Regions from separate parts of the Homo sapiens genome. Here region 1 is linked to region 2. Evidence: read pairs that join two places in POLR2A ChIA-PET (ENCODE). Cell type or tissue: Panc1. All regions are shown on one strand. Each heading gives the region's core, and the rest is flanking DNA. Links, peaks and the distances in the headings are about the cores only. Region 1 overlaps AGPS (alkylglycerone phosphate synthase). Region 2 has its middle 9.7 kb from the start of NFE2L2.

The links. ChIA-PET counts read pairs that join two places held together with the same protein. Peaks named below come from ENCODE experiments on the same cell type or tissue, not always from the same donor. Only the 100,000 strongest peaks of a DNase experiment are listed, where the experiment ranks them.
Region 1: POLR2A ChIA-PET joins it to region 2 with 8 read pairs; 2 of 35 experiments call an interaction of 5 or more read pairs at or near these places.

The regions. Positions count from the first base shown.
Region 1 is chr2:177,396,217-177,412,711 of GRCh38, reverse strand. The region is part of intron 1 of AGPS (alkylglycerone phosphate synthase); the gene reads right to left. Among named protein-coding and RNA genes, the nearest start is that of AGPS, 12 kb to the right of the region's middle. RefSeq lists silencers at 1,513-1,678, 15,757-16,051 and an enhancer at 15,690-16,190. In Panc1, for the core only: no CTCF peak of the experiment used is centred there; no DNase peak of the experiment used is centred there; H3K4me3 peaks cover 149 bases; H3K27ac peaks cover 1,797 bases.
Region 2 is chr2:177,266,255-177,282,532 of GRCh38, reverse strand. No RefSeq gene overlaps it. Among named protein-coding and RNA genes, the nearest start is that of NFE2L2, 9.7 kb to the right of the region's middle. RefSeq lists an enhancer at 638-1,057. In Panc1, for the core only: no CTCF peak of the experiment used is centred there; no DNase peak of the experiment used is centred there; H3K27ac peaks cover 462 bases.

The DNA.
Region 1 (16,495 bases), core at 12,262-14,761, 120 kb before region 2:
TGCCATCTTGGAAGTGGCCGCCAACATCTTGGGAGCTCTAGGAGCAAGGACACCCTGGTAACATTTTGGCAACCACGAAGGGACTCTCCAAAGCGGTGAGTAATATTGGACTACTTTCGCTTGCTATCCTTCCTTAGAATCAGAGGAAAATACAGGGTGCTTGTCGGCCAGTTAAAAAAACGATTAGCGTGGCTGCCAGACTTAAGACTCAGATGTGAGGCTATCTGGGAAAAGGCTTTCTAACAACCCCCAAACCTTCTGGGTTGGGAGCATTGATCTGCCTGGAACCAGCTTGCGCTTTCAATTTTCCTGGGGAAGCCAAGGGCCAACTAGAGGCAGAAAGCTGTCGTCCCGAACTCCCAGCATTAGCCGGTTGACATCATGGTACAGCCAGAAGTCTCTACTCAACAGTCACCCATGCGTGCACCCCACCTTTCCTTCTGACCCATACCTCCTGGGTCCTGACCATGACTTTCTTGAAAGTGTAGCCCCAAAATTCTCCTTACCTCTGAATCTACTTCCTCTGATCCCTGCCTCCTAGATACTAATGGTTCAGACTTTCATTTCCTTTCCCACGTATTGGAGCAAGTTGTATCTCCAAAGGGATCTAATGAAGCTCTATGCTGTGTCCTTAGGCATCTAGGCTATCAACCCAGTGAGTCTTGTCCCTCGTGTCCCTCCCAATTTAGCCACACAGCTCTCGACCGTTATGTGGGACCTGTTCCCCACCAACTTGCCAGGGCCCCAAGTTTGTAAATGGCTAGGAGGACTGCTCTCCCATTGTGTAAGATGCTCTCCTCCCCCGATTTCTACCCAGCTTATCCCTCTGCAATACAATCTCCAAGCCTTGGCTCCTTGGCCAGGGCCTTAGAACTGATGACCCAGTACTATGGGTCTACAACAACATAATAGAACAGGATAAAAGCAAATTGAGTAAGTCAAGGAGAGGAAAGACAGACAGAGAGAGAGAGACAAATTAAAATAGACCTAGGTAAATTATCAGATAACCCTGATGGCTATATTGATGTTTTACAAGGGTTAGGACAATCCTTTGATCTGACATGGAAAAATATAATGTTACTGCTAGATCAGACACTAACCCCAAATGAGAAAAGTGCTGCCATAACTGCAACCTGAGAGTTTGGCGATCTCTGGTATCTCAGTCAGGTCAATGATAGGATGACAACAGAGGAAAGAACAATTCCCCACAGGCCAGCAGGCAGTTCCCAGTGTAGACCCTCACTGGGATGCAGAATCAGAACATGGAGATTGGTGCTGCAGACATTTACTAACTTGCGTGCTAGAAGGACTAAGGAAAACTAGGAAGAAGCCTATAAATTATTCAGTGTTGTCCACTATAACACAGGGAAAGAAAGAAAATCCTACCACGTTTCTGGAGAGACTAAGGGAGGCACTGAGGAAGCATAGCTCTCTGTCAACTGACTCTATTGAAGGCCAACTAATCTTAAAGGGTAAGTTTATTATTCAGTCAGTTGCAGACATTAGAAAAAATTCAAAAGTCCGCCTTAGGCCTGCAGCAAAACTTAGAAACCCTACTGAACTTGGCAACCTCAGTTTTTTTATAATAGAGATCAGAAAGAGCAGGCAGAAAGGGACAAACAAGTTAAGAAAAAGGTCACCGCTTTAGTCATGGCCCTCAGGTAAGCGGACTTTGAGGCTCTGGAACACCGAAAGGCTGGGCAAGTTGAATGCCTAATAGGGCTTGCTTCCAGTGCGGCCTACAAGGACACTTTAAAAAAGATTGTCCGAATAGAAATAAGCTACCCCCTCGTCCATGCCCCTTATGTCAAGGGAATCACTGGAAGGCCCACTGCCCCAGGGGATGAAGGATCTCTGAGTCAGAAGCCACTAACCAGATGATCCAGCAGCAGGACTGAGGGTGCCTGGGGTAAGCGCCAGCCCATGCCGTCACCCTCACAGAGCCCCGGGTATGCTTGACCATTGAGGGCCAGGAGGTTAACTGTCTCCTGGACACTGGTGTGGCCTTCTCAGTCTTACTCTCCCTGTCCCGGACAACTGTCCTCCAGATCTGTCATTATCTGAGGGGTCCTAAGACAGGCAGTCACTAAATACTTCTCCCAGCCACTAAGTTGTGACTGGGGAACTTTACTCTTTTCACATGGCTTTCTAATTATGCTTGAAAGCCCCACTCCTTTGTTAGGGAGAGACATTCTAGCAAAAGGAGGGGCCATTATACACTAGAATTAGGAGAAGGAAAAAGGGTAAATATATACACAGACTCTAGGCATGCTTACCTAGTCCTCCATGCCCACGCAGCAATATGGAGAGAAAGGGAATTCCTAACTTCCGAGGGAACACCTATCAAACATCAGGAAGCCTTTAGGAGATTACTACTGGCTGTACAGAAACCTCAAGAGGTGGCAGTCTTATGCTGCCAGGGTCATCAGAAAGGAAACGAAAGGGAAATAGAAGTGAACTGCCAAGCGGATATTGAAGCCAAAAGAGCCGCAAGGCAGGACCCTCCATTAGAAATGCTTACAGAAGGACCCCTAGTATGGGGTAATCCCCTCCGGGAAACCAAGCTGCAGTACTCGGCAGGAGAAACAGAATGGGGACCCTCATGAGGACAAGTTTCCTCCCCTCAGGATGGCTAGCCACTGAAGAAGGAAAAATACTTTTGCCTGCAGCTAACCAATGGAAATTACTTAAAACCCTTCACCAAACCTTTCATTTAGGCATTGATAGCACCCATCAGATGGCTAAATCATTATTTACTGGACCAGGCCTTTTAAAAACTATCAAGCAGATAGTCAGGGCCTGTGAAGTGTGCCAAAGAAATAATCCCCTGCACTGCAGGCCATACGTTTCAATCCCTGTATCTTTAACCTCCTTGTTAAGTTTGTCTCTTCCAGAATAGAAGGTGTAGAAGTATAAATGGTTCTTCAAATGGAGCCCCTGATGCATTTGAACTACTGCGGACCCCTAGACCGGCCTACTAGCCCATGCTCCAATGTTGATGAGATCGAAGGCACCCCTCCCAAGGAAATCTGAACTGCATGACCCCTACTATGCCCCCAATTCAGCAGGAAGCAGTTAAGAGCGGTCGTCGGCCAACCTCCCCAACAGCACTTGAGTTTTCCTGTTGAGAGCCGAGACTGAGAGACAAGACTAGCTGGATTTCCTAAGCCGACTAAGAATTCCTAAACCCAGCTGGGAAGGTGACCGCACCCACCTTTAAACACGGGGCTTGTAACTCAGCTCACACCCAACCAATCAGATAGTAAAGAGGGCTCACTAAAATACAAATTAGGCTAAAGCAGGAGGTAAAAAAAAAAAAAAAAGTCAAATCATATATCACCTGAGAGCATAGGGGGAGGGACAATGATTGGGATATAAACCCCAAGCATTCTTGCCGGGAGTGGCAACCCCCTTTGGGTCTCCTCCCATTGTATGGGCTCTGTTTTCACTCTTAAATCTTGCAATTGTGAGAAAAAAAAACAAAACAAAACAGTAGTTGGGTTTTTTTTGGTTTGTTTTACTTAAAATAATGATTAAAAAAAAAAATCAGCAGTAGCCCCTTCTACTTTAAGTGACAGGTAGTTGGGATTGCTATCTTTGCTTCCGGCAAACCCATGGAAAAAATGAACCCCATAAAGTTTGGGGGAAGAGAAGAAAGCATTAAAAGCAGGACCCAATCACAACAACAGAGGTTCTCAAACTTTCTGGGAGTATAAACATCACCTTGGGTACTTACTTTAAAAGCAGAGTCCTTGGATGCCACCCTAGACCCAGCCCATGATTACAATTTCTAGCACCCTCAGAAAATTCTGATGAGGGTCATCCACAGACCACATGTGGGTAAGCATTACCTTAAGACATGAGAAAAAGTTAAGAATAGAAGCCTCATCTGTTGAATAGCCACAAAGGAATACAAAGCTTTAATGTAAATTGTTTACAATTAAGTTGCTCTCACCCAAACCTTACCAAAATCAGGAGACTGGAATTGAGAGAGAGAAACGGAAAGGAAAAACTTTAAATTCACTTCACTATAGGAGAGGATGGCCCTGAGTAGAATTCCGCAAGAAAACAATGGGCAGCAAGAGGGCAAAGTGGCAGCACTCACCATGTGGGAGACAGGGGAAAGAGATAACAGGAAATGGAAATATGATTACATGACAGAGGAGGTGGCATAAATCTATACCCAAATCTTACAAAGGACTATCTGGAAGGAGAAATGAGGGCTATACAGAGATCATATTTTCTGATGCAAATTTTAGGAAGTTTGATCCGCTATGGAAATTTGCCTAGTTCATGTATGTTTATAAAAGTCTTAAAAAGTATAAAAATTAAAACAATTATTTATCAAATAACTTTCCTTTAGCACAAGAATATATTTATTCAAATTCCAATGTGTGGCCACCAAGGCCACATATCACACATAGAAGCAAGCAATGGTGAGCCATGACTACTAAGAGTCATGGAGAAGAGTTTCAAACCAGAAATAGCACAAGAATGACCAAACATCATGTGTGTGATACTGACAATCAGCCTAAAACACAGTACGAGAAACTGCTGATGTTCTACACTTTTTGGGTTCTTACCTTCCTTCCTAATGCATAAGGTGACATTTACTAGAAATTTGTTTTCTCGCCAGGCACAGTGGCTTGTGCCTATAATCCCAGCGACTCAGGAGACTGAGGTGGGAGAACCACCTGAGGCCAGGTGTTCAAGACCAGCCTGAGCAATACCTCAAGACTCTGCTCCAAATTTTTTAATAACCAGGCATGGTGGCACATACCTATAATCCCAGCTACTCAGGACAATGGTTCTTGAGCCCAGGAGTTCAAGGTTACAGTGAGCTATGATCACACCACTACACTCCAACCTGGGTAACAAAGCAAAACCCCACCTCTTTTTTTTAAAAAAAAAAAAAAAAAGGAAATTTGTTTTCTCTATTAAAATGTCATTATTGCCACTGAGTACCTCCTACTTCTTGCTGTGCTTCCATCTTCAGAAACCAATATAGTTTGAATATTTGTCCCTGCCCAAATATCATGTTAAATTGCAGTCCCCGGGGCTGGAGGTAGGGCCTGGTGGGAAGTGTTTGGGTCATGGGGGCAGATCCCTCAAGGTTTGGTGCTGTCTTTACAACAGTGGGTTCTCATGAGATCTGGTCATTTAGAAATGTGTGGCACTTCCCCCTCCCACACCCAACCTCAACTCTTGCTCCTGCTTTTGCTATGTGAAGTGCCTGCTCCCACTTCATCTTCTGCCATGATTGTAAGCTTCCTGAGGTCTTCCCAGAAGCTGATGCCAGAGTTATGTTTTCTGAACAGCCTGCAGAACCGTGAATTAATTAAACCTCTTTATAAATTATCCAGTCTCGGGTATTTCTTTATAGCAATGCAAAAATGGTCTAATATAGAAACTATTTTAGCACTCTATTCTTATTACTCCTTTCTATGTAGTTTACTGCAACAATGACAGTATTGCATAACACTATAAAGCTAAGGGCTTTACAATCATTACCTTATTTCCTTCTCACTTTAATCCTGTGATGTAGGTGTCATTACCCCTATTTAAAACATGAAAAAAATGGTCCAGAAAGATTCAGTAACTTGTCCCCAGTCACAGGAACAGTACATGATACAGCTAGGATTTAAACCATGACTGTCTGGCTCCAACACTCCTAACTAGGAAGCAAAGATTTCAGTATACTCAATGATGGCCACACAAGGAGTACAAATTATTACAAGAGCTCAGTGGTGTTCATCTCTAGCTGAAAGAACCCTTCATTGTGGAGGCATTTAAACTTTCCCTTCTTTGGAAGATGGTAAAATTTCAATAGTCAAACAGAGGAAGAAAGCACAAGGATTTTCCCATCTAATAAGCAGCATAAAATTGGCTGAAGCATAAAGCACATTCAAGAAGTCATAGAGAACAGCTGAAAGCCTTGAATGCCAAATAAGAGATTGTTATTACTTCAATAATCAATAGAGAACAATAGAATCAAAACAGTATTTTCCATGTTCATTGCTTCTACCAAAAGTCAAAATCTAGCAGTGTGTACTTTAAAACTTTGTTGATTCTCCAATGTGGATGAAATCCCAATTCTTAAACACAGCACCACTCTACATTTTCACCTTCTTTAACAGCTGTTCCCAGACACATTAAGTTATGACAATTCCTTATACACACCATGTCCTCTTATGTCTTCCTGTATATATCCCCTGTCTAAAATGCCCTTCTCTCCCTGGAGGCAACCAGTCTAAAAGTCACTTCTATAAAGCCTTTTCCTATCTTCTTCAAGAATTTATGGCTCTTTCTTCTGCATACAATGACTACAGCTACATCATATCTTTTATATATCTATATATCTCCACTGACTGTCAATCATTTTTGCAATGTTAGAATGTAGCACAGCACAAGCAGGCAGCAAGTACTGACACTTTCTCTGAACAAAGATTGGTCTGGTAATAGAATGAAGAATCATTTAAAGGCGGGAAACAAAAGAAAGGGAGACCAGGCTAGAAGTGAGACAATTAAGATTTCATCTAGGCTGGTGGCAATGAGAGAAAAGCAAAGTGTCTTGAGAGTCGATAATAGAGTCCATCTGACTTGGAGTCCATCTGATTTGTCAATGAACCAAATAAGGGATGGGGGATGGAGCTCAGCAAGAACTCATGACTCAGGTGTTGTTGGACTTGGGCATCTAAATAATGGCGGAAGTGAAGAGAAACAGTGGAGGACTGAGATTGGAGACTAAAATAATGACCTTACACATGAATGCTGAGTTGGAGAAACCAGCAAGATACTCAGATAGAAATACCCAATAATTAAAAATGTAAAAATGAGAGTTGAGAGTTAGAGATAATAACTTAAAGTTCCCCCAACAGTGGTAAAAGCTATTACAGTTCAAGTAGATGAAATGATTAAGGAAGAAAATGCAGAAGAAATGACTAAAAATTAATCTTAGGGATTTTTAAGCTTAGGAAGAGAAGGAAGTCAGCAAAACCATGGTCAGAAAGACAGGAAGGTGGGAAAAAAAAAAAAAAACAACAGAATAGTGCAATAACATGGAAGCTAAGAAGAGATAAGAACATCTACCAGGTACCAGAATTGGTTAAGAGGCTAAAAGTTTTATAATTAGGTTATTCATGGCTGTTAAGGCCTTTTCAAAAGAGTGATACGTGTGGAAAATTTCAAAACGTTATCTGAGCATGCTTTTAAGCAGCAGGAAAAATCAACAAAGAGAAAAAGATTGATGACTCAAGGAAAATCAATAGAATAATTCATGGAGCAGGATTATAGAGAAGGAATCATCAAAAACAATGAGCAGATAATCTGGTTGTATCATCTTTAAATGCATGATAACCAGAGTTGGTTCAGCTCATTTAGCTGCCTGGGCAGCTACCTATGTCCTATGACTACCACCACTTCCTTCCAGGCAATAACTGATTGCAGCAATGTAAACATGTAACCCAGGACTGGAAACAAGGGGTTCAATTATTCTGTGCTATTGGCTGAATTCCTGAAGGAGTGGGGCAGCCATATTTTACCATTTGGACAGAAGAGCAGAAAAAGCTGATCCACTTAGAGAAGCCTGCAGCAAATAGTAGCAAGAAGTGATACTAGTAAGAAACCTGATGGCTTTCTGGTTCTTGGCTCTAATTCCATCCTGAGGCCAAGCTCCATTCTTACCCTTGGGTTCTTTGGCACCCCTGTACTCTTAGAATAAATTTCCCTTTTCTGCTTTAACCTAGCTCAGATTAATACTTATAACAAATATCCCTCATTAGTATACATACCAAAATATGATAATTTTTTTAAGTTACCAATTGTATAAAATCTGAGTGCAGGCATGGCAAACTAGAATGTACTTTCTGAAAATAATGGCAGATGGCAGGTATGAACTTGGAAATAAAATCAAAATTAGAATAGTAGTCTAATAGTTGTAAAGCCAGAAATAATTTGTGAAGGCAAAACAAATACTATCTGGAAATCAAAGCCAACTGATATAAAAGAAAAAAGCAGAACCTTTCTGAAGGAGATTTAACTTCAAAAATGAAACTACCAATTTACTTTAAAATGCATCAAAACAAAATAGATTAATATTAGGTGGAAAAAAGAATGGATTAATGGATATGTGATAAGCACAGTAACATGTTAACAGTAGAATCTAGGTGGATGGTACACTAATGAGTATTGTGAAGTTCAATTCTGCAACATGTTTAAATACATGCAAAATGTTGGGGTGGGGGGCGGCAGGGAATGAAAACTGCTGACACCATAATCCTTAAATTACATCACTCCATGTAACAAGATTTGCCTGAACAGTAAATAGGAGCCATCTGAATAAGCACGGAATGTACATTATTTACTGATAGCAATAAGTGGTTTAAACTGATACATCTAGGCCAGTCGTCTTAGCTCTCCCTCCTTCTCATTACCCCCATAGACCCAGGCAGGGTTAAGCACTATTCCTTAGGCTCCCTGTGGTCATGTTTTGGTTTCCCCTTTAAAGACTCAGGCTAGAACATCTAATTTCCTTTTATCTAAATTTCTGGAAAGCTGCTTCCCTAAATTAGAAGATACAAACTTGCTCAAATATGATGTAGTCGTTCTCCAAAGATTCCGATGATTTTCAATTTTTTATTACTTGTCAGAATTAAGTCCAAACAAGCAATCGTTCCTTATTTCTGTCCACGCCCAATGAGATCAGCGAATGATGTATTCCAATGCTCTTTGACTCATTAAGGCCCTTTTTTAAAAATGTGCCTTAAGGAAATTATTAAGGATTTAATTGTAAAAAGCTTACCACAGCATTCTCTATAATAGGGAAACACTGGAAACAAATATAACACCGTCCTCATCAGATAAATGGTACCTACATATAATACAATACTTCCTGAGTCACTGAAAATGATTTTACACATTATTATTTCTTGATAAGGAAAGGTATACACAAGACAGTGAGTGAAAAATGGCAATTTCAAGACATTATTATGGCGTGACCTCACACACATATGCTTATGTCTGAAAGGATCTAAGCCAATGTGCTATAGCGGTTATCTCTTAATGTTAGTCTTCATTTTGATTATTATTTTCTATTTTTTTCTGCAACAAAATGCATAACATTTTAGAATGCCAAAATTATTTTCCCTTTTCTTTATGATTGTAAAGTAACTGCCAGACATTCAGCTCCTAGCAGAATGACACTTCTAAACACTATCCAGATTGCTGAAAGACCATCATTACTAGAGCAAACTGCCACACCAGTTTTATAAACTTTATTACATTGCCCAGATTTTCCTACCCTAATTCTTCTGATTCTGTTCTCATCCAAATGCTCTCTCTCATCAATATTTTCACCCTCAGATTTAAGAATTTTTGCATAACATCTTGACATAGAACAATACTCTTCCAATCCTTCTAGACTAGGTTTCTTTGATATAAAATTGCCCTTCCATTGTTGTAGTAGTCACCATTCCTTTCCTATACCTTACATCTTGCAGTAATAGAAGACACATCAGTCTTCCTTAGTAGACCTACATGTCCCAGTAGGCAAAAACCATGTGTCAATAATCCTCCCCAGTGCTTAGCATATGGAAGACACAAAGTAATTGCAAACCTGGGTAGATGAAGTTTCTTTTTTTCTTTTTTCTCCTTTTTTGAGACAGAGTCTTGCTCTGTCACCCAGGCTGGAGTGCAGTGGCATGATCTCGGCTCACTGCAACCTCCACCTCCCAGGTTCGAGTGACTCTCCTGCCTCAGCCTCCAGAGTAGCTGGGACTACAGGCGTGCACCACCACGCCTGGCTAATTTTTGTATTTTTAGTAGATACAGGGTTTCACCATGTTAGTCAGGCCGGTCTTGAACTCCTAACCTCAGGTAATCCACCCGCCTCAGCCTCCCAAAGTGCTGGGATTACAGGCGTGAGCCACCGCGGCCAGCCAGTAGACGAAGTTTCAAATGGGTGAGGTGGCTGAAGAGTACCTAGGTGATTTAAATGAATTCAAGGCTCTAGACCTACATATTATATCCTATGACACTTAGCACTTAACCGTATGTTTTAAAGTTACTCTTCATAACCTGAGAAATCGTGGGGAAAAGGTAACAGGAGATAGATCAATGCTTCCCCAGTTCTCAAAAGTAAAAAGAAAAGATCCCCAAAACAAGAGACTCTGAAACATGGGATCAATCAACAAGCAAAGGTCTTCCAGACAATGGCACAATAAAAGGTGTAAAAGCTGAAAAATGTGGCATGAATAAGAGACTCTGCCTAGAACAGTAGAAGAGCTAGGTAAATCAGAAGCTGAAGTTTAAAAGCTACATATTTTAAACAGCGGTTAGAGGTGAGGGGATATGAATTGAGTCCAGCTGCACCAGTCTCCTTGTGGCTTTCCTGATATGCCACATGTGCATTTCCTCTTAGGATATTTGCACATACTATTCCTCTGCCTAGAACACTCATTTGCCTGGATATCCATATGACTAAACTCATCTCCTTTAAATATCTGCTCAAATGTCATGTTTTCATTGACATCCTTCTTAAAATTTGAACCCTACCTCCTTACCCTCTCTACTTTTTCTTTTTTCTACAGTACTTATCACCTTCTAACATACTTAATAATTTACTTATTTACTATGTTTAATTTTCCATTTCACCCACTGGAATGTAAGTTCCAAGAAAATAAAAATCTTTCTCCATTTTGTTCACTGACATAGCCCAAGTGCTTAGAACATAAGTAACCAATAAATACTTGTTTAATGCACAAAATGAATGTGAAAGATTGTGAAGGAAAAAATGAACAGGGCTGGGTGATATCAATATAATATCAAGGAAAAAGCTCTAGAATTGAGATGTTTTAAAAATCTGGAATCAGCCGGGCACGGTGGCTCACACCTGTAATCCCAGTACTTTGGGAGGCCAAGGCGGACAGATCACCTGAGGTCAGGAGTTTGAGACTAGCATGGTCCAACAGGGTGAAACCCCATCTCTACTAAAAATACAAAAATTAGCCAGGCGTGGTGCTGTGCACCTGTAATCCCAGCTACATGAGAGGCTGAAGCAGGAGAATCACTTGAACTTGGGAGGTGGAGGCTGCAGTGAGCCGAGATCGTGCCACTGCACACCAGCCTGGGCAACAGAGCGAGACTCTGTCGCAAAAAAAAAAAAAAATTAAAATTAAAAAATCTAGATTCAAATTTAAGCTTTACCACTCAGTAGCTAGAAACTGACTAATATATTTTTCTGGCAAGTATCTAGGAATTTCAGTTCCTAATCTGTGAAATGGGCAGTTGTGAGGATCAGATGACACAAACATGTATGAGAGCAGCAGAGTGACTGCAGAATTAATTATTAATTTGAATAAATTCAAAAGAAAGTTCGATCTTAAAAGAATGAAAAGAAGTTCAAGATAGGGATTGAAGGATGTGACTGTGGGACTAGTGTTAACACTATGAGATATGAGAAAGCCCAGATAAATAAGTTCTAGAGAATGAGAAAGAAGATAATGAGTTAGGTTTCCACCTACACCTGTACTGGCCAGCACGGTATATCACTAGCCACATGTGCCTATTTAAATTAAAATTAAACAAAATTTAAAAGTCAGCTCCATAGTGGCTATGATACTGGATAACACAGATTACAGAATATTTCTATCACAGAAAGCTCTACTGGATAGTGTCGACCTACAAAATTTGAGTTGACAGCAAAATATCCACTCCATAGTATATGTGACTAAAGTGATAAGAGAATTCAAGTAGGTGTCATTTTAATATTCCTTAGGCTGGATTCCTATACAGTTAGTTCAAGCACCTTTAGAAAAAATGTAAAACCCAACTAGGTAATCAATCTGAGTTGGAAATGCGAACTTCTGTGATTATAGCAAATTAAATAGTTCACATTACTTGATTCTAAGGTCCTGGGATACCTGAGCATTCCCCTGCTTATAGGATGAGGTCTCTGACACAGCAACTATAAATAGAATTTGGAGAGTCCCACTGAGGTCAACAACAAGAATCTGGTCAGCAACCTGGCCAAATCTCTGATTAGTAATTTCAAACATGCTGGCAAGAACAAATGTTATATGCAATCATATAACAGTTTTCTTAGTGAATGACAAGACGATATCTACCCCTCCGAATCTCACCCAGGAGGCAAAACTCTCTCATCAAAAGTAACTGCAGTTACTGGAATAGTAGCAGTTTTTTTCAATGAGTAAGCGTATTTCAACTACTGAAAGATCCAGAATTAAATATACAAATGCTTAAGAGAACCAAAGACAGATGTTAATGTTTTTAAGAAAACTATACAAAAAATTGATATTTTATATATTTACAAAACTTAAGAGAATCTAGTCTTTAAGAATGACTGACTTGTAACTCAAATTTAAAATGTGTAATTGAGTAATAGAGTTGGACTTATGATTTTAAGCTGAAATCTTATAAGCTCGTAAATAATATGTGAACACTGCAAGGTCACTTTGTTTAAAAATCCAATTTAATTTATTTATAAAAATGATTTAGTACCTGGGAGCATTCTGTTTATTACCTCAAACAATTGATGTACTTAAGAAAAGTAAATATATTAATTCTTAAACACTATTTTAATTACTTTAACCTCTTCCTATGCAGTAATATCTATAAAAACACTAGTTTGATATGCACTTTATATTAAAACAAGTAATTATTCGGACCAAAAGTAACCACCACCTAAATGTTCATCAATAACAGAATGGATAAATTGTGGTATATATCTACCCAATGGAATACTATTCATCGATGAGGATAAACAAAATGTGACTAGATGCAACATGGAGGAATATCACAAACATAATACTCTGAAGGAAAGAAGCCAAACACAAAAAAGTACACACTGTATGATTCCATTTACATGAAGTTCAAACAGGCAAATCTATATGTTAGAAGTCAAGGTAGTGGTTATCCTGGTGGAAGGAGCCACTGGGATGAGCACAAAGAGGGCTTCCTAGAGTACTGGTAATGCTGTTTCTTAATCTAAATACAGATAAAATAGATGTGTTCATTCTGCAAAAGTTAATTATGCTGTAAGTTCTCTCTCTACTGTTTTGGTAGCATGTGTTAGGCTCTACACCTGCAGAGGAGGCCTTCTGTGGTACACTGCCTGTGATGGAGTGTAATTCAGGGTAAATATTAGGTAGTACAGATCTAAGCCACGATCTCCAACCAGCATTATCAGTAAAAAAGCTAATGTTTTTACCTCTCTGTCTGTATCCTGTGTCTTATCTCTCAGTTGATTCTGAGCCCAGATGTTGGGACAAGGATATGACAAAATATCACCCCCAAGACCCAACAAATAAAGAGAACACTAATAGGCAGAGAGCTATTAATACTTTATGCTACAACGGTAGACTCTAGTCATGATCCCTTGATTTGGTTTAGGGTTGAAATTAACATACTAATCGGAATAACAGCAGAAGTTATCTTCTCAATAATAAGGAAATAAAATCAAACGGAGTAATATTTGCTTAGCACTTGCTTTTAAAGTGTTCCATAAAGTATCTCATCTGACTACAACAGCAATCCATTTCTCTGCAGCCTAAAAACAGATCACTTAATTCATTCTCAGGTATTTTTATTAAATGACCACAAGGGTAGATGGCTCTATAGTAACTTCCCAACATAAAAAAGTCTATGTAGAGAAGGTCTGGTCCATCTTAAAATGCAATCTAGAGAAGCATATTAACAAATAACCACAGCGATTAAATCTTCAGTTTCCTGTTCATTCACAGTCCAAAGACAGTTTGCAACTAGGCAGTAAACCCTCCATGACCTATTCTCTTTTCCTCCTTTCTTCTCTGATCTTGGGTCTTCCACATTCTTCCTAATTCCCTTTCATTCCAAACACTGTCTTCTTCCACAAGTCAAATGGCAAAATGCACTCACAAAAGTAAACTGGCTGGTCTACCTTTTTAAACCACCCATTACATTTTCTTATTATGAATTTCATTTTGACAGAATGATGTTTTATAATTTATTAAGTACAACATAAACTAATGCCTTCTTAACTATATGACAAAGTATTTGATCATGATCTATTTAATCACAAAAACTTTGAAACTTAGCATGACAAAGACAGCAACTTGATGAATAGTAAGTAGATATCTCCCCGGGAACATCAGATGTGGTAATCCAGCATAGAGGAAAGAATATGGACTCTGGAGCAAGAACAGAGTTGAAATGCCATCTCTTTCATTTCACAAATGCAAGGCCTTAGATAAATTAACTTCTCTAAGCCTCTAGTTCCTCAACTGTAATGTACATATAGTATCACTCATTTTTCAGAGCTGTTGTGTGAGATTTAAATGACATAATGTACATAAGCTTTAGCATGGTTCCTGTCATATTAGGACTTAGTCAATTAAAACTCCTATTACTACTATCACTAGAATTCCTAGCTAGGAACTCAAAATAGGGTAAATATTTCATTCAACATAACTACCAAAATAAGCTCGAATTTTGCCAAACGATGTTAAGTTTTAAGCCAGGTCACTTGTGCAAATAACCTTTGCTCTGTATCAGCTCTTACAGGCTTCAGGATACCCTCTTGGGAAATATTTACAAGAGGTTAACTCAGCTGTATTCCTTCTGGAAAATATCTACCAAAGCTTCCGGCAGATGTTAAATAATACTTTTTTGTTTTGTTTTGTTTTTTGAGACACAGTCTCGCCCTGTCGTCCAGCCTGGAGTACAATGACGCAATCTCAGCTCACTGCAACCTCTGCCTCCCAGGCTCAAAGCAATCCTCCCGCCTCAGCCTCCCCAGTAGCTGAAACCACAGGCCTGTGCCACCACACCAGGCTAACTTTCTTTGTATTTTTGTAGAGATGGGGTCTCACCATCTTACCCAGGCTGGTCTTGAATTCCTGGGCTCAAGTGATTTGCCTGCCTTGGCCTCCCAAAGTGCTGGGATTATGGGGTGTGAGTCACCATGCCCGACGTTAATATACTGCTTTTTATTAAAATGGCATTTGTAAGTGACATTATAAGCAAGTAGACTAAACAATTAGTGGCGTTCTTAATCATTCTTTTGACCTGAACATTTATAACCTCCGTAAAAACTGCCATTGAGCAGTTCTGACTAATGCAAACCACAATGAGGTTGGAGCCAAAGTTATAACTGGGAAAGAGGTTAGCAGTGTGGAAGAATGAAAGTTAACATGGTATTTTTTCTTCTCTTTTTCGTAAGACCACAAGAGCCTTAAAAAAAAAAAAAACTGAAAAAAATCCAAAACCAAGACGTAAAAGTGTCACATATGTAATTGACATTTACTATGATTTTTAAGGATCTAAAATTGCACTTAGAAGCAAAGTCAAAAGAAAAACTGTACATGGGTAACATGCACTTAAGGAAAAAGGGAGGATCCAAGAGTAAACTGTCACTTCAATACTCTGCTCAGCAACTTCAAATAATGAGAACATATGTTCCGGGATAGAAGTAATTGGAGCCGGCCAGACGTGGTGGCTCATGCCTGTAATCCTAGCACTTTGAGAGTCTGAGGTGGGTGGATCACTAGGTCAGGGGTTCGAGACCAGCCTGGCCAAGATGGTGAAACCCCATCTCTACTAAAAATACAAAACTTAGCTGGGCACAGTGGCAGGCTCTGTAATCCCAGCTACTCCGGAGGCTGAGGCAGGAGAATCGCTTGAACCCGGGAGGCAGGAAGTTGCAGTGAGCTGAGATCGCGCCACTTCACTCTAGCCTGGGAGACAGAGCAAGACTCCATAGCAAAAAAAAAAAAAAGAAAAGAAAAAGAAGTAATTGGTGCCAACTTCATAGGAGACCATGTGATAAGTAAACAGCAGGTTTTGTTTGGTCAGCCCTCTGAAATGTCCACATTCCTCTGGACTGTGTCATCCCTTTTCTATTGTCATTCAGTCTCCAAACTCCTGTGGCATTAATTTAGTTACATAGTTTTAAAGTGTGATTAAACTTTAATGGTGTCACCTAATGAACTTCTAAAACTCTCACACACATCATTTCCTCCCTATTCTCATTGCCATCATCTTAGTTTAATTCTTCATTATTTCTCGCCTATTGTGTTACAACAGCCTCCTCTAACTGATCTCCTCTAACTGATCTATGTCCATCCTTACCGTTCTCCAATCCATTCTTAACACTGTAGCTGGAGTGACTTCTCTCAAACCCAAACCCAATCTGATCATGTCTCTTCCCAGCTTAATTCCTTCAAGGGTTCTCTATCACCAAGCCCCTTCAGCTGCTTCATTTTTCTTTATATTTATCACTACCTGACATACTATATTAGTTGTTTGTTCACTGTCTCCACTCCAGCTAGAATATAAGTTCCATAGGGCAGAGTTTTTGTTCACTGCTATATTTTATAAGCATGAATGAATGCATGAACGAATGGACTGATAACCCACAAGCCAAAGACCTCCATGACCTGCCACTGCCCTCCTTTCATTTTATTCTCACCTCTACCAATACTAAATCACCTAGTTATGTAAA
Region 2 (16,278 bases), core at 113-2,612:
AGACTGCCCTGCCTGTGGCCTGTTCCTGCTGTGCAGCTAAAAGCAGCCCATCAAACCAGCTCTCTCAGGCTGGCTGCCTCAAAACCTGCCTGCCTAAAAATATCTTTCTCTCAGATGGCACAGAGCCATACACTCCATCTCCCCAGCTGAACTTCCCACCATTAGAACGACTCAGCTACCCACATGCCTTCCACCCGAGCCATTGTTAAAATTCAACTGTGAACCCTATAATCCTCTCCTGTTAACACACTAATGATTAGCTTATCAGGTTACATGAACTCGATCTTGGATCAAGTGAAGTTTGTTTGGGAGTTGGGCTGCAGATGGGTAAGGTCAGGAGCATGAGAGTGAATCATGGACTATTAGATGTGGCAGTAACATCAGAAGCTGTACTGGCCAGTCCCAGCATTTTACAGATGAGGAAACTGATGTTTAGGTGCCAAAGCCTAGGTGTCTTGACTTCAGGGTGACCAACCATCCCAGTTTGCCTGGGACTGAGGGATTTCCTGGCTGTAGAACTTTCAGTGTTCAAACCTGGAAAGTCCCAGACAAACTGGAACAGACTGACCACCGTGCTCGATTGGGAGCCCAAAACTCTTCTGCTTGTCTGGACAAGTCAGGTTTGAGCGTGCCCTTGCAGTAAGAACCCCTAGGCTGCTTGGTACAGCTCAAAAATGCCAGGTGGGGAAATGACCACAGACCTGGTTTACCAAGGCTGGCTCCCCTTCAGTCTCTAAGCATGGACTTGGATGCCATGTGGGAGCAGCCATATTGCCCCATGACTGACCAAAGTGTTAGCCTCTTGGGCCACAGCATTTAGGGAAGCTGGTTACATAGAGATGGTCTCAGAAAATAAGGCTGTGGTATGGTTTGTGTACTTCACAGAGATAGGACCACTGTGTCAGCCACAGCTCTGCGGTTCTCAAAGCTTGGGGGTGGAGTGCTGCTGCTGTTTGTCTCTGCTGCACATGGCTGCACAGATGTTGGGAATGGAGAAGTATTTGGGCAGGGAGATGGATCAGCAGGGTTCCCCGTGCTATCATCATTTCCTTTTTTAGAAGTTTTGTCATTTAGAGGTTTTGAATCTTGCAATAAGCGGTCATCCTTGATTAACTTTGGACTTTTTCCCTTAAATGTCAGGCACCTAATTTTAAACTTTTTCCTGGTTTTACTTCTCCTCCCAGGCTATTTTGTCCCCAGTCCTTGGTTGCTTGGCAGTTGTTTCCAATATAGCGCCTCCTGCTTTCCATTCAGCTGGGATCCAGCTCTAGCTCATGCCCTGTACCTGGGGCCTATGTGTGTAAACTAAAGAAGGGAAGGATGCCGGGCATGGTGGCTCACGCCTGTAATCCCAGCACTTTGGGAGGCTGAGGCGGGCAGATCATGAGGTCAGGAGATCAAGACCATCCTGGCCAACATGGTGAAACCCTGTCTCTACTAAAAATACAAAAATTAGCTGGGCGTGGTGGCACATGCCTGTAATCCCAGCTACTCGGGAGGCTGAGGCAGGAGAATAGCTTGAACCAGGGAGTCGGAGGTTGCAGTGAGCTGAGATCATGCCACCACACCCCAGCCTGGGTGACACAGTGAGAGACTCCATCTCAAAAAAAAAAAAAAAAAAAAAAAAAAGGAAGGAAATCAGGAGGCAAGGAAGGAATAACACAAGAATCCCAGCCAGGCAAAATTGTCAGTGTAAGTTCTCTTTAATATTCTCTTTCCTGCATACATTGCTTTAACATACCCCCAAACCCACCTCCACTTCCAGCCCTACCTCTACACACATCTACGAGAATCTAAACTTTTCATGGTCCACCCTTGCTCTCAACCATCACTAAAATGTCCTTAGTGCCCAAATAACAAGTTTACTGATCTGGTAAATGAATCCCTGATGATGCGGGTTAAAGTTAGAGGTGCAGCCCTCAGAAGTGAATCTTAACTTTGACCTTTATAGTTAATATCCTGCCGAGGCTATCTTAACACTTTAATAAATGTAGTTCTTATGGAGGAACTGTGGAGCTGGGAGGGCAGGTAGTGGCAGGAAGCATAGTGGAGGATTATTTTGGGAAGAGCTCTGTGATAAGCTCTTTTTTCTTTTTAACAAAGAAAAATACAGGATGCCCAGTTGGATTTGAATTTCACATAAACAACAAATAATTTTTTGGTATAAATATGTTCCATGCAACATTTGGGATATACATATACCCAAAATTATTTCTTATCTGAAATTCAAATTTAACGGGGCGTCCTGTATTTTACCTGGCAGTTCTATCTGTGACCTGTGATGCCTCCTAAATATGCAGCCTGTGCAGTAGACGGGCAGGATTGCTGTGGAGTTCAGAAGTTTCCAAATTCTGGCAGAAGGCAACCAGCCCTTCAGGGAGGGCATCGCACAATATAGTCAGGTGAAACTGCTGCCCCCAAAGCCAGCCCTGCTGATGTCTGGGGGCATCCAAGGCAGGCCTGAATGGAACATGCCCAGAGACTGGCCAAGGTGCCAGTAAAGTGGGTGTGTTCTGCTAGATCCTTCCAAGAACATAAAGTGTCTAGTTCTGGTGCTGACAATTGACCTAATATCTACCACACTAGCACACTATTTTTAGGCCTAAGGAAGGAGTGCAAGATTTTAAAAATAAGGTAGTAGATGTAGGGGAAATTACATTCAAAAAGCTCAATCCTGAATGTGAGTTTAAGACCAGGAAATGCAATATATTAGATCTAGAAAAGGTTAGTACAACTAGCTTTCCATATATAAATACCTAACACTGGCTGTGCATGGTGGCTCACGCCTGTAATCCCAGCACTTTGGGAGGCCGAGGTGGGCAGAATCACTCAAGGCCAGGAGTTCGAGACCAGCCTGGCCAAGATGGTGAAACACTATCTCTACCAAAAAATAAAAAAAGTAGCCGGACGTGGTGGTGCTCATCTGTATGTAGTCCTAGCTACTTGGGAGGCTGAGGCATGAAAATTGACTGAATCCGGGAGGTAGAGGTTGCAGTGAGCCAAGATTGCACCACTGTACTCTAGCCTGGGAGACAGAGTGAGACTCTGTCTCAAAAATAAATAAATAATAAATATATAAATAAATAAATAAAAATAAAATAAAATACCTAAGACTAAGACCCCACACTTTTCTTTCACTTTTTTTTAATGAACAAAGATAATGCTACCAGCTTCAGGAAAATTGCTTTTGCCACCCATAATGTTTTGTTTTCAACTAATAAAGACAGAGGCTGTTTTGTTGTCTGCTATTGGCTTCCATATATAGCCGACAGCTATACCCTGTCTATACTTCCAGATCTACTCTCTACCCTTCTCTGTCCTGCTCTATGCTCTGGGAAGCTGACCCCTTATGGACTCCCTTCCTTTCTGGATTCTGATTAGGGCCAGCCAGTGGGAAACAACAATAAGAGATCAGATGGTGGGAAGACAGAAAGATCAGAAGAGTAGCTTTATTCTTGTTGGTGTTTATTAAAATGCTCATGATTTCAACAACTTGGTAAAAAGCACTCAATAAAATAGAAACAGATGCATACTTCTTTAACATGATACAACACATCTAGCCAGCATTATGCTTGATGGGGAAAGTCTAGAGGTAGCCCCAATAAAGTTAGGAATAGACGGGGTGCTCACTATCATAATTACTATGTAAAATTTTACTGAAGGTACTAGCAATCATGACTTGGCATTATAAAACTTCAAGTATAAAAATAGGAAAGTAAGAAAAATATTTTCATTATTTGTAGATGATGTGACTCCGATTTTAAACCCAAGAGACTCAACTGAAAAATTATTATGAACAATAAGACAATTCAGTAAAGTATAAAGGTGGAAAATTAATATACAGAAACCAATCAATCTTATATGTGCAAATAATAACCTACTGGAGGATATAAGGATGAAGGACCTTATTTAAAGTAGCAATAGAAAAAATAAAATACTTGGGAACAAATTTAACAAGAAATGTGTATGCCCTATATGCAGAGAACTTTAAAATAAAACCAAGGAACCCAAACAAGCTTTGGATAAATAGAAAGAACATACCTGGGTAGGAAAAATAAAAATTGTTAAAATGTCATATCTCCCTAAGTTAATTTAACATTTTAACACAATTCCAGTAAAAAATACCATTTTTTTCCCTTTCAAATTTGGCAAGAGATTTCTCAAATGTATATGTGTGAGGGAGAATGTGGAATGGTTAGCCCTATCAAGTATTAAAACACATTATAAAGCCTCAGTAGTTAAAACAATGTGAGACTGATCCATAAATGGACATACAGATCAATAGAACAGATGAAAATGTTCTGATATAAACCCAGATACACGCAGGAATTTGTATACAATAAAGGTGACATTGCAAATCACTAGGGAAAAGAGAGACTGACTATTCAATATATTGTATTGAACTAGTTGTAACAAGTTAGCCTAGTTCTAGGCAGGCTGTAACTAGGCAGCCATCTGGAATAAAACTGGATCTATACACTATACACGAAATTACAAAGACATCATATATTTAAATGTGAAAAACCAAATTAAAATTACTAGAGGAAAACTATGAGAAAATGTCTTTATAACCTTGGAAGGTCCTTGTAAATGTGACTTAAAATATATAAGCCATTAAAAAAAATGATAAATTCAATTATGTTAAAATAAAAAATGTCTGTGTGGCAAAGAAACAAAATCACCATAATCAAAGTTAAAAGACAAATGACAAACTGGGAAAAGTATTTTCAACTCATGTCACAAAGTACTAATATCCCTTATATACAAAGCACCACTAGAAATAAATAAGATTTTAAAAATCAACAACCCAATAGAAACATGGGCAGTAATATGAATATGTTTGTCACATTTTCAAAAATCTAAAAGTTTTGACAATCTAACTTATGGTATTATACATTGGTAAGACTCTATGAAAGGTAATTTGGCAAGATCTGTCAGTCTTATAAGTGCTTATCCTTGACCCAAGAGGCACTTTTCAATGACTCTATCCTGTGAATATACTTAACACATAAAATGACCTATTATTAATAGTTAGATTTATTTAATCATCTCGTGTGTGCATGTATATATCTCATAACATCACATTGTACCCCATAAATATATACAATTATCATTTGTCAATTAAAATAAAAATTTAAAAATCATTTAAAAAATGGCCAGGCACGGTGTCTCACACCTGTAATCCCAGCATTTTGGGAGGCCGATGCGGGCGGATGACCTGAGATCAGGAGTTTGGGACCAGCCCGGCCAACATGGGAAAACCCCATTTCTACTAATAATACAAAAATTAGCCAGGTGTGGTGGCACATGCCTGTAGTCCCAGCTACTCAGACGGCTGAGGCACGAGAATCGCTTGACCTGGGAGGTGGAGGTTGTGGTGAGTCGAGATCGCACCACTGCACTCCAGCCTGGGTGACAGAGTGAAACTGTGTCTCCAAAAAAAAAAAAAAAAATTCATTAAAAAATGACCCAGGTCAAGGTCAAGGTAACTTATTGCAGCATGACTTGTAATAGCAAGATTAGAAACAATCCAGTATTCATCAATATGAAACTAGTTAAATAAATCATGATGCATCCATGTAATTGAATATTATGCAGCTTTAGAAAGAAACACATAGAGGGGGCCGGGCGAGGTGGCTCATACCTGTAATCCCAGCACTTTGGGAGGCCGAGGTGGGTGAATCACGAGGTCAGAAGATGGAGACCAGCCTGGCCAACATGATGAAATCCCGTCTCTACTAAAAGTACAAAAAATTAGCTGGGCGTGGTGGTGGTCACCGTAATCCCAGCTACTCAGGAGGCTGAGGCAGGAGAATCGCTTGAACCCAGGAGGCGGAGGTTGCAGTGAGCAGAGATCGCAGCACTGCACTCCAGCCGGGGCGACAGAGTGAGACTCTGTCTCAAAAAAAAAAAAAAAAAAAAAAAAGGAAGAAAGAAATACATAGAGAGTGAAGATGTACCACATAGTATATTGATAAACAGTACAAACCTCCAAGACATTTTTAATGAAAGACACAAGATGGAGAACCATATGCACTGTTTGCTACCTTTTGTGTGAAAAATGAGAAAAATAGAGTATATATTTGCTTATATATATATACACATATGAGTATATTTATACAGAATATATATTATAGTATATATAATATGATAGTATTTAGGATGTATATATTTGCTTATATATACAAATGAGTATATATAGATAGTATATATTATAGTATATGTAATACAATAGTATTTGTATATAGAGAGTATATATTTGCTTATACATATGTTTCTGGGGAAAAGTGAGGAGATTTAGTGAATGGAAGATAGAGTGGGGAGGTTAACTTTTTACTTTTTATATTTTTTAAATATTCAAATCATGAGGATTAAATATGAAATACATAAAAAGTGCTTATTAAAAAATCAAACAATACAGAAATATGTAAGGTAAGAAGTAATGTTCCTCTACCCTTAAAACTGCCACTCAGAGAAAACCAATATGAGTAGTCTGTTATATACCTTACAGGATTTAGTCATTGAGAAACAGATAGGAGACTTCAAAAAAATTACTTATTAGGCAAGGAAAGCATTAGTTTCTGGGTCCTGGCAGTCACATTGTTCTGGCACTACCAAATCCACTTAGACCACATATAAGCAGCTGAGATAAATGTTGATCTCTTGCCGCACGCCCACAGTGAGCTGCTCTCAAGAGACTTCACCCAATCCTACGGGAGTTCAGTTATATGTAAAATAAGAAGTTAGAAAATAATTCTGAATTAGGTGGCATTTTAAAAGTGAACGGTAGAGGCCATTAACGCCACTAAATTAAGTATGATGGTAGATTTTAAATTAAGACATTAACATTTCAGTAAATGAAAATGCTTGTGCAGTCTGCAAAATTCTTGGCAGTAGTACCACAGAATTCAGCCAGTAAGGGCTCCTAAGTTACAAACATAAAGAGTCCCAAAGAACACAAAGAATCATTCTTTATTTTCCACTGCTATTATTAAAAATTTTAAAAATATATTCTAGATGGAGCCTGCTAGTTCACTAGTGCAATAAAGCGAGCCTCACATTACTGAGACCTCCTCGCAATCCTGTTCCTTTGCCTCAGAAAATTCCTTGATGAGTAGAATATGAATGTTATAAATATTTATTAACAAAAATATATACAAAATGAAATATGCAGCCTTCCTATTTCAACATAAATACCAAGGTCTCTTGCTAAACCAGCAGTTGATATTTTAATACATGTGCCCTAACACAACAAAACAGTGTTTATGCAACACACTCTTTCCCGTCATCTTATAAAAGCAGTCTGTTGATGTTGGAACAAACCTTAGAAAGTTTAGTCATGCAATTGTTCATTCAATTAAGGAACATTTACCAAGTATCTCCACATAGCAGGTAAAGTAAAAAGTAACGGAGATAAGAAGATGAATAGCACCATCTCTGGCTCTTGAATTTAAGTCTAAGCCAATTCTTTTATTTTTATATCAAATAATCTCTAGGTTTCTCAAGTTCAGACCATAACTTTTTATTATGTCAAGTATCATGCATTTATAAAAAGAACTAAATATTTTATATTTGTGGGTTGGCAGTGGTCTATTCTTCCATCAATGTTGTTCACATAGTCATTTTTTGTTTTCAGATGATTATTTCAGAGGATCTGACTGCTCTTCATCTTCATGAATAACTTTAAATACATTAATCCAGTTAGCCTCACAACAACCCTCATTTTACAGACTAGGAAACTTTTGTCAGTCATGCTGAATTACTTTCTCAGGCTCTCACAGCTAGTATCTAAACTCAGGTGTGCCTGTCTCACACTTATATTCTCTACACAATAGTAAACAGCAGGATTTGTAGAAATGTAGGCTAGAGAAATTGTAATTTGTATTAATTACATGATTGTCATTTGTTAAAACCTCAGCTGCTTCACAGATGATTTCTTAGAGAAAAGTATACTATGACAGTAAACACAATGTGTTTCCGAGGTTCATAAGACTGTGAAATGATACCAGGTGACTGTTGGTTTCCGTCATTACAATATTGTACATTAAAATGAAAACATATAAGTGAAGTTACTGCTATTTCAATTGTATTTCTTTACATTTTATCATCAAACCTTCCTATAGCCTTATCTTTTGTTCATTTGAACTGCTTTGCTATACATCTTTTTACTATCCATATCATCTATTATATCTTTAAAGATACCATAATATTTTTATATTATATTATTATGTTTTTAAAAGATACTTAATCTTTCTTCTTTTAGCCACATTGGTGTGACTCTCCTCCTAACACACTCTTTCCACATAAGCCTTCTGAAAAACAAGACATTCACTCATAGTGAATGATCAATGCATAGCTTGCTCAGAGCAGGGTACACATTTTTGAAATTATGAAGGTGAGTTGTAGTAAAAGAGATAATTTAAGTTGAATATGATAATTTGATAGAATCTGGTACTGATTGTCAGCTTTGAAGACCTTGTACCACAGAATCAGACTGCAAAATCTTAGAGTGATATTCTTCCAATGAGCCACTAGCAATCAGAGAGAGGTTTCTGGGGGCCCTCGTACTTTCTGTTTTATGTATTTGCAGATTTGGATCAAGAGCAGAGGGTTAGTAAGCCTTAATCAAGAAAGAAAAAAAACAAATACATGGAAATCTTAAATTGAATTCCAACATGAAAATTATGGCACAGTTTATACAACTTTATGATATCTCAGTTGCATAAAATTATACTTCACCCTTCAAATAATGACATACAATTAAATGAGGTCTATGGCAAGTACTATCATATAGAACGTGATCCCTACAATGTTTAATCATTCACAAAGCATTGGGAGGTGTCTTGGGGCCTAGCCCAGTGAAAAGAGCAAAGGTTTTGAAACAGCCAAATCTAGAATTTCACATGAGCTCTTCCATGGAATCTTGGCCAAGTTACTGAATCAGATTGAACTCGGCTTTATCACCCGTAAAATGGCTATTGCTAGTATTAGTAATGACACATACAAAGTGTTTGGAAGGAGAGCTTTGTACATAATGCTCAATAAACTCAAGTTTTACCTGAGGCACTTCACACAGTACACAACAGTGTTCTTAAATTAAATTGAATTGATTATAAGGAGATCAAGTGTTCATATTATCTAATCTTCCAACCAGAGCGGACAATTGAAAAGATGTATTTCCTGCTAATACAGTACTTACTTTCCCAGGAGGCTAGACTGGGCAAACTTTAGCAAGAAATGTCTCCATATATAGTGTACAAAAAAATCTCCCTCTAGTTTATGAATCCGTGTTGTCACAAAACATTTATTTATTCAGTGTTTAGAGCTTTTTTAAAAATAAAAAATAAAAAAACTACAGTGACCTTATTAGGTTAGGTAATAGATATTTTAACCAATTTGATTTAAATTGTTAATGGTGTCGTCTAGGAATTTAGGGGAGAACAGTCAAGAAAAAGAAAGAAACAGGTAATAGTTGTTGCATCTCAATGCAGTTCAGAAAACATGAGTAGGTCCACCAGCGTGTGGTAGCAGAGGAAATTCTCAGGCACCAGTTGAAAGTAAAAGCTTGGTATTTTATAGTTTCCTTTTGTAAGAACTCAAGTTTTTGTTGAGTTGCATATTTTATATTTTCTGGAATTTTGGTGTCATTTTATCCATAGTTAATAATATTGTTTCACCATAACTCCTCTTTGATTATGTAACCAGCAAAGTTTCTAACAATAAAGCATATTTTAGGGGTACATACCTTCCTCTCAGTCAATGTATAGAAAGTATTACATTATGTATTAAAACCTCAGTGCCATGACAAGATAGTCAACATCTTTAGTCATCAGAAAAATACAAATCATAACTACAATTGTGTGTGTGTACTTATCAAATTGTGTACTTTATATATATGTAATTTATTTTATATCAATTAGACCTCATTAAAGCTATTTTTAAAATATTATGTGAATTTTGCAGAAAATGAAAAGAGAAACCCCTGACCTCAGCTATCAGGTTGGCTACATTAACTGCCTGCCTCTTTTGCATCATCAGCTACTTCCTGGCTATGGGCAAGTGTGATGTTTTTTTACTGGACTGTAAGGACCTTCAGAGTAGAATCCATGTTTAACTCAACTGAGTCTTCCTTCAAACTCTCTCACTAAGTATTCAACTGTTGTTTTTTAAATGAAACATAAATTGCTTGGATAGTTTTTGGTGAAACATTTCAGAAAACATTTCTACCTAAATTCCCTAATGAACCTTTACGATTTTTTGAACTATGCATGGGAGGCAGCATATCTTCATGCTTAAGAACTTTAAAGTCAGTGATTTGTTCAGCTACTTACTAACCACCTGACCATAGATAAAATTATCTCACCTCTCCAGGCCTCAGTTTGCTCATTTCTAAAATGGGACTGTAAAGGACCTGTCTTGGATTTTCTGAGAGGATTAAATGATATAACCCATATAAAGTACATGGGCCATATTTAGCACTCAATAAATACTTGTTGTTTTTGTTGTGTTGTTATTGCTTTCCATATCCCTAATATATTGTAGAGAAATAAAGAATCTAAAAATTCGGGTTATTATGCATAGTAAGCATACAAGAACTGTTAGCAGGGAAAAAGACAAGTGAATTAATACACTGACCGTTACAAATTTTTGAAAGTTTACGAACTCCAAAGACTGAAATATTCCATCTTTCATCAGGAGAAAGAAAACGTGATGAACAAGTTACCTGAATCTTACAGGAGGGATAGCTCTAAACTGACATTAAAGTTACCTGCATATTAGGCTTTTTAGAATCACACAATTAGAGAAATTTAATTTATTGGAAGAAGCAAAAGGGTTTTAACACCTTATAGTCTTCTCAGTACATTTTGATTCTTGCTCTTAGACCTTTTCATTAAATAAGAAAAATTAAAAACCTGCTGGTACGTAGAGAGGCTAAAGTTGCAAACAGCTCATTTACTTTCTCCCTACCCTTCACACTGAAGTTCTTAAATGCAGAAATCCTGTTCTCCTATTTGTTTGCAAGTTTTCTCTCTAGTGAAAAATACTTCATCATTTTGTCCTTGGGGAATTCATTAAACAGAATGTGGAAAAATGTAATCTTTAGGGAGTTTTGCTGTGAGTACTCTCAGTAAATACAGCACAAGCCAAGAGACTCTACAGAGACCTGACCTAGAGTAGACGAAGCCTGGGCCATTGTCAGATAATCATTTCCTTGAGCTTTGAGGCAGTCACTTAATTGTTTTGTCACCTCTGATTTTTGTAATATTGGGCCTAATTGCATCTCCCTGATTTGTGGGGAGTGTTTATAAAATATGTACAATAATTATTATCATTAATAAACTGGATTATTAATCCCCTCCAAAAATAATGTGCCAACATGTCAATAAAATTTACACCTTATCCTTTAAGTCTGGCCCAGTACTAGATTTGCCTTTAAAAGTCCAAGTCAGCCGGGCGCCATGGCTCACGACTGTAATCCCAACACTTTGGGAGGCTGAGGCAGGTGGATCACCTGAGGTCAGGAGTTCGAGACCAGCCTGGCCAACATGGTGAAACCCCGTCTCTACTAAAAAATACAAAAATTAACTGGCATGGTGGTTCATGCCTGTAATCCCAGCTACTGGGGGGCTGAGGCACGAGTGTCGCTTGAACCTGGGAGGTGGAGGTTGCAGTGAACCGAGATCATGCCACTGCACTCCAGCCTGGGCAACAGAGTGAGACTCTGTATCAAAAAAAAAAATTCCAAATCAATTTGTTGTATGCGAAGAACATAATACCATGAGTCAGGAAATGTTATTCTATTTCTGGTTCTGCCAGTAGTTACCTCTGTGGTCATTAGTAACCACTTCACTCTTCAGTTTCCTCAAATGTAAAAGTAGGAATTTGGACTATATCAAGGAAGAAACATACCTGATATGTGCCACCACTCATAATTCTGTGCCCATGGCAGACATTGTTAATCAATCATTGAACTTTTTCTACCAAATTGGGAAGCTGTTTTTGAATACTTTTCAGCAAAGCACTGTAGGCAGCCACTACCAATGTATCAGAATTGGCAATCAAAGTGAAATTTGCTTCCCATCTCCGGGCCAGAAGACGTCTAAGGTTTTTTTTTAATTCTAATATTACTCAAAGGGCAAAATGAGAGTCCATGGAATAGAAAGTGTCAGGAGACAATTATGTTGGCAAATCTCATTTCCCTTTTTTATTTTCCAGCCTCCAAGAATGTTATAGATTATCTGTAAGGTCTGTTTATGAGGATGCTCTGCTCTTCCATTCGTTGTAGTCTGCTTTTTGTTTGTTCAAAGTGGAAATAGTTTAATTGTTTTTATCCCTTAATTCTAAAAATGCTTTCTGTAAGGATTTGAATAATACAGAAAAATACAAAGATGGAAATGAAAATTATCTGATATTCTACTCCCATTATTAATATTTGAGAACTGTCCTTGAAGACATAGCTCTAGGCATAATGTTTTTCTGTATTTTATTTTCCCCACAAAGCGATGTTACGTTTGGGCTACTTTGCCTGTTACTGAGAGGCTGCAGTTCTTAATCTCTATTCATAAAATTTTGTCTTTGGTAATTCCTGTTCTGCTGAGTTAAACGTTGCAAATATAGCAGTAAATTGGAAGAGAAAGGATCTTTAGAACCTTACAACAACTACACTTAAAGATGTGGTAAAATTCTCCAGGCTCCACTCAAATAAATACAAAATGGAAAGATTTACAAAGCTTGTGGTTATAATTCAATTTGAAAATAAAACAGATCCAGTGGCATGGGAGAAAAGCAACGTTCTTTCCTTACTCCCACACCCTACTCCCACCTTTTTTCTTCTTCTTATAAAAGTAATGTATGCTGGCCAGTCACAATGGCTCATGCCTGTAATCCCAGCACTTGGGGAGGCTGAGGCAGGAGGACTGCTTGAGGCCAGGAGTTTGAGACCAGCCTGGGCAACATAGTGAGACTACCCCCTCTACAAAAAATTTTAAAATTAGCAGGGCATGGTGGTGCATGCTTGTCATCCCAGCTACTCAGGAGGCTGAAGTGGGAAGATTACTTGATCCCAGGAGGTCTAGGCTGCAATAAGCCATGATAGCACCACTGCATTCCAGCCTGGGTAACAGAGCGAGACCCTGTCTCAAAAAAAAAAAAGTATGTTTATTTATTTAGAACAATGTAAACATGGAAAAATGAGAAAAAAAAGTCATCAGTCTCCATCTAGTCAAAATAATTACGGTTAACATTTTGGAGTATATGCATTCTGTCTTTTTTTTCTGTGCATATATATTTATATAGGTATCAACACATAAAATTCAAAGGACTCTTTTAAACATTTTTCTCTTTACTCACTGCATTGCTGTTGCTGCAGGATACTTTTTCTTTATGAGCAGGAAACTACACAAGTTAAAACTGGCTTTGGAGATGTACAGCTCATTGTACCAGTAGTTTGCACAGTGAGGTGTACACCCCAGGGAACCAAGGATGCGGGTGTGTTTTGAAATTAATACACCAAATATTTTGAACACTGCTTTACTGGAGTTTGTTATTTTATTTACTTATTTATTTTTCGAGATGGAGTTTCGCTCTTGTTGCCCAGGCTGGAGTACAATGGCGCGATCTCGGCTCACTGCAACCTCCGCCTCCCGGATTCAAGCAATTCTCCTGCCTCAGCCTCCTGAGTAGCTAGCATTACAGGCATGCACCACCATGCCAAGCTAATTTTGTATTTTTAGTAGAGACAGGGTTTCTCCATGTTGGTCAGGCTGATCTCAAACTCCCGACCTCAGGTGATCCGCCCACCTTGGCCTCCCTGGGATTATAGGTGTGAGCCACCGCGCCTGGCCTATACTGGAGTTTAGTTTATCCACTGGGCAGGTTGCTCAAGTTCAAACTCCCTAAGCAGATATTCAGCGAGTATCTTACATAACTGGCACAAATGAGGTCATATCACGGTCAGAACCTCTGTATGCATTTATCCCTCCATCTACTTCATTGATAAAATGTCTGTGTTCGTGAAGTGTATTTTGATAAGGAGACTATCTCTCCATCGTCTAATAAAATGAAACTTATGCATGGTGTGATGAGGTTTTTTACTTTGTATGTAGCAACAAAGATATGTTATGGGAAAGACAGCTTCCTCATTCCCAGGGAAGTCATTTTCTTCTGAGAGTCTGAGTTTTATTAAATCACCAAGTATCATCTCCCTGTTTGTGCTCCCAATGTTGGTTAACAAACAAAGAGCAGCCAGGGGAAACCCTGCCTTTGATAGTCACCATACATACAGTATGCTGTTTTGGTTATCAATTGCTATGAAACAAACCACCCCCAAATTTAATAGCTGAAAGTGATTTATTATAATTTCTCACAGTTCTTGGTGTTGACTTAGCTTAGCCAGGGAGTCTTCTGCCGGTCTTGCTTACAGTCTCTTGTATGTGACTGCAGTCATATAGCAGCTGGAGCTGGAGTTCTTTGGGGGCTTGAATAGGTGGGCTCGAAGGTCCAAGATGGTTTCTTCATTCACATGTCTGGTGTGTTGGTTCACATAGTCTCTCTCTCTCCATTTAGAGTTTCATCTTCCATGACTTTTCCCATGGCCTCTCTTTCCATCAAGGTAGTCAGACCTCTTAGGATGATGGCTGACTTCCAAGAGTATAAAATTAAAAGCTGTCAGGGCTTTTTCAAGCTTAGGTTAAAACCTGGCATAATGTCACTTCTGGCCTCTTTCCATACCTTAAAGCAAGTTGCAGGGCCAGCCATGCTTGTTTCAATATGAGGGGACTAGACAAATGCCTCAATATCAGGAGAGGTGGTTTACTGGGTGCCATCTTTGGAAGCTTTCTATACTTTACACTGGACAAAGTAGAATTTCAACTACAATTCTAAAAGATTATGAATATTTTCTGGCTCAAACATGGAGAACAATTGAGAGGAAGTGACAGAGAGAGGAAGAAGCCTCAAAGTGATGGAGGATTTTGAAACAATCGGTACTTTCTTGCACCTTGCAACTTGGCAGATTGGAGCACAAAGGAGGTGGAACTAAGGGGTCAATGCATCACCATTATCCAGACTTCTTATACCCAGAAGACTTACTTGATGATACTTTTTTTTTAGACAGAGTCTCACTCTGTCGCCAGGCTGGAGTGCAGTGGCGTGATCTCGGCTCACTGCAACCTCCGCCTCCTGGGTTCAAGCAATTCTCCTGCCTCAGCCTCCCTGAGTAGCTGGGACTACAGGCGCATGCCACCACAACCAGCTAATTTTTGTATTTTTTAGTAGAGACAGGGTTTCACCACGTTGGCCAGGATGGTTTTGATCTCTTGACCTCGTGATCCGCCAGCCTCGGCCTCCCAAAGTGCTGGGATTATAGGCGTTAGCCAGAGCACCTGGCCAATGATGCTTATTTTTTATGAGCAATCTGGAGCAAGGTATCACAATTGACACATCTCAAGCATGTAGGGAAGGCCGTCTTCCCAAAGACAGCAAATGATTCAGGAATCAATGAAAAGGTACAAGAGTCAATAGAACATAAAACCAATTGGAGGGTATTTTTCCCAAATAGTAGCGAGGAGAGCCTGGCAGCAAAAAAGGATCCCATGGCAGCAAGACAGGAGAGAAAAACCAGCACCTCCTCTTTCTTGTTCTTTCTTGCTCCTCCAGAGCTTCTCAACATGCATTATCTGTGCCCTCCTAACACAATAGGCAGGTTTGGAGGGCAAAGCAAGGGCTCAGGCTCTCATATGAAGACAATCACATTCCAGAGTCTGCCAAGATTGGGCACCTCCTTGACGTGGGTGGTCTTGAGAATGGGGTTCCCTTTATTTGGCTAAACCAAATGCCAAACAGCTTTTCCTTAGTGTTTGTTTTTCTTAAACAAGTTCAAACTCTTATCATATTGCTCCCCTCCCTTTGAAAATATGTACTCTGCAGATGCCTGAAATAACACACTCTCAGCAAATTGCAGCATTGGAAAAGTGAAGGTTATTTCATTCAGTCTAAACTCAATGGAAATTTTGTGGCTTAACAAGGAAATACCAAATACTTTATAAACTCCTTTAGAGCAGTAACCATGTCATATGACTCTGGTATCTCCTACCTACTAGGCTCATTGTCTACCTTCTCTGATGTCGTAATTTTAATAAGTAACTTGAATTGTTAACAATTTACTCTTGTCTTTTTCTTGGACTCAGAAATGTTATTTTATTATTATGTCTCTGCATCTTTCATGTGAGGTCCTTTGCAAACAGTTTTCTCCTAACTTGTTTTCATTGTGCAGATCAT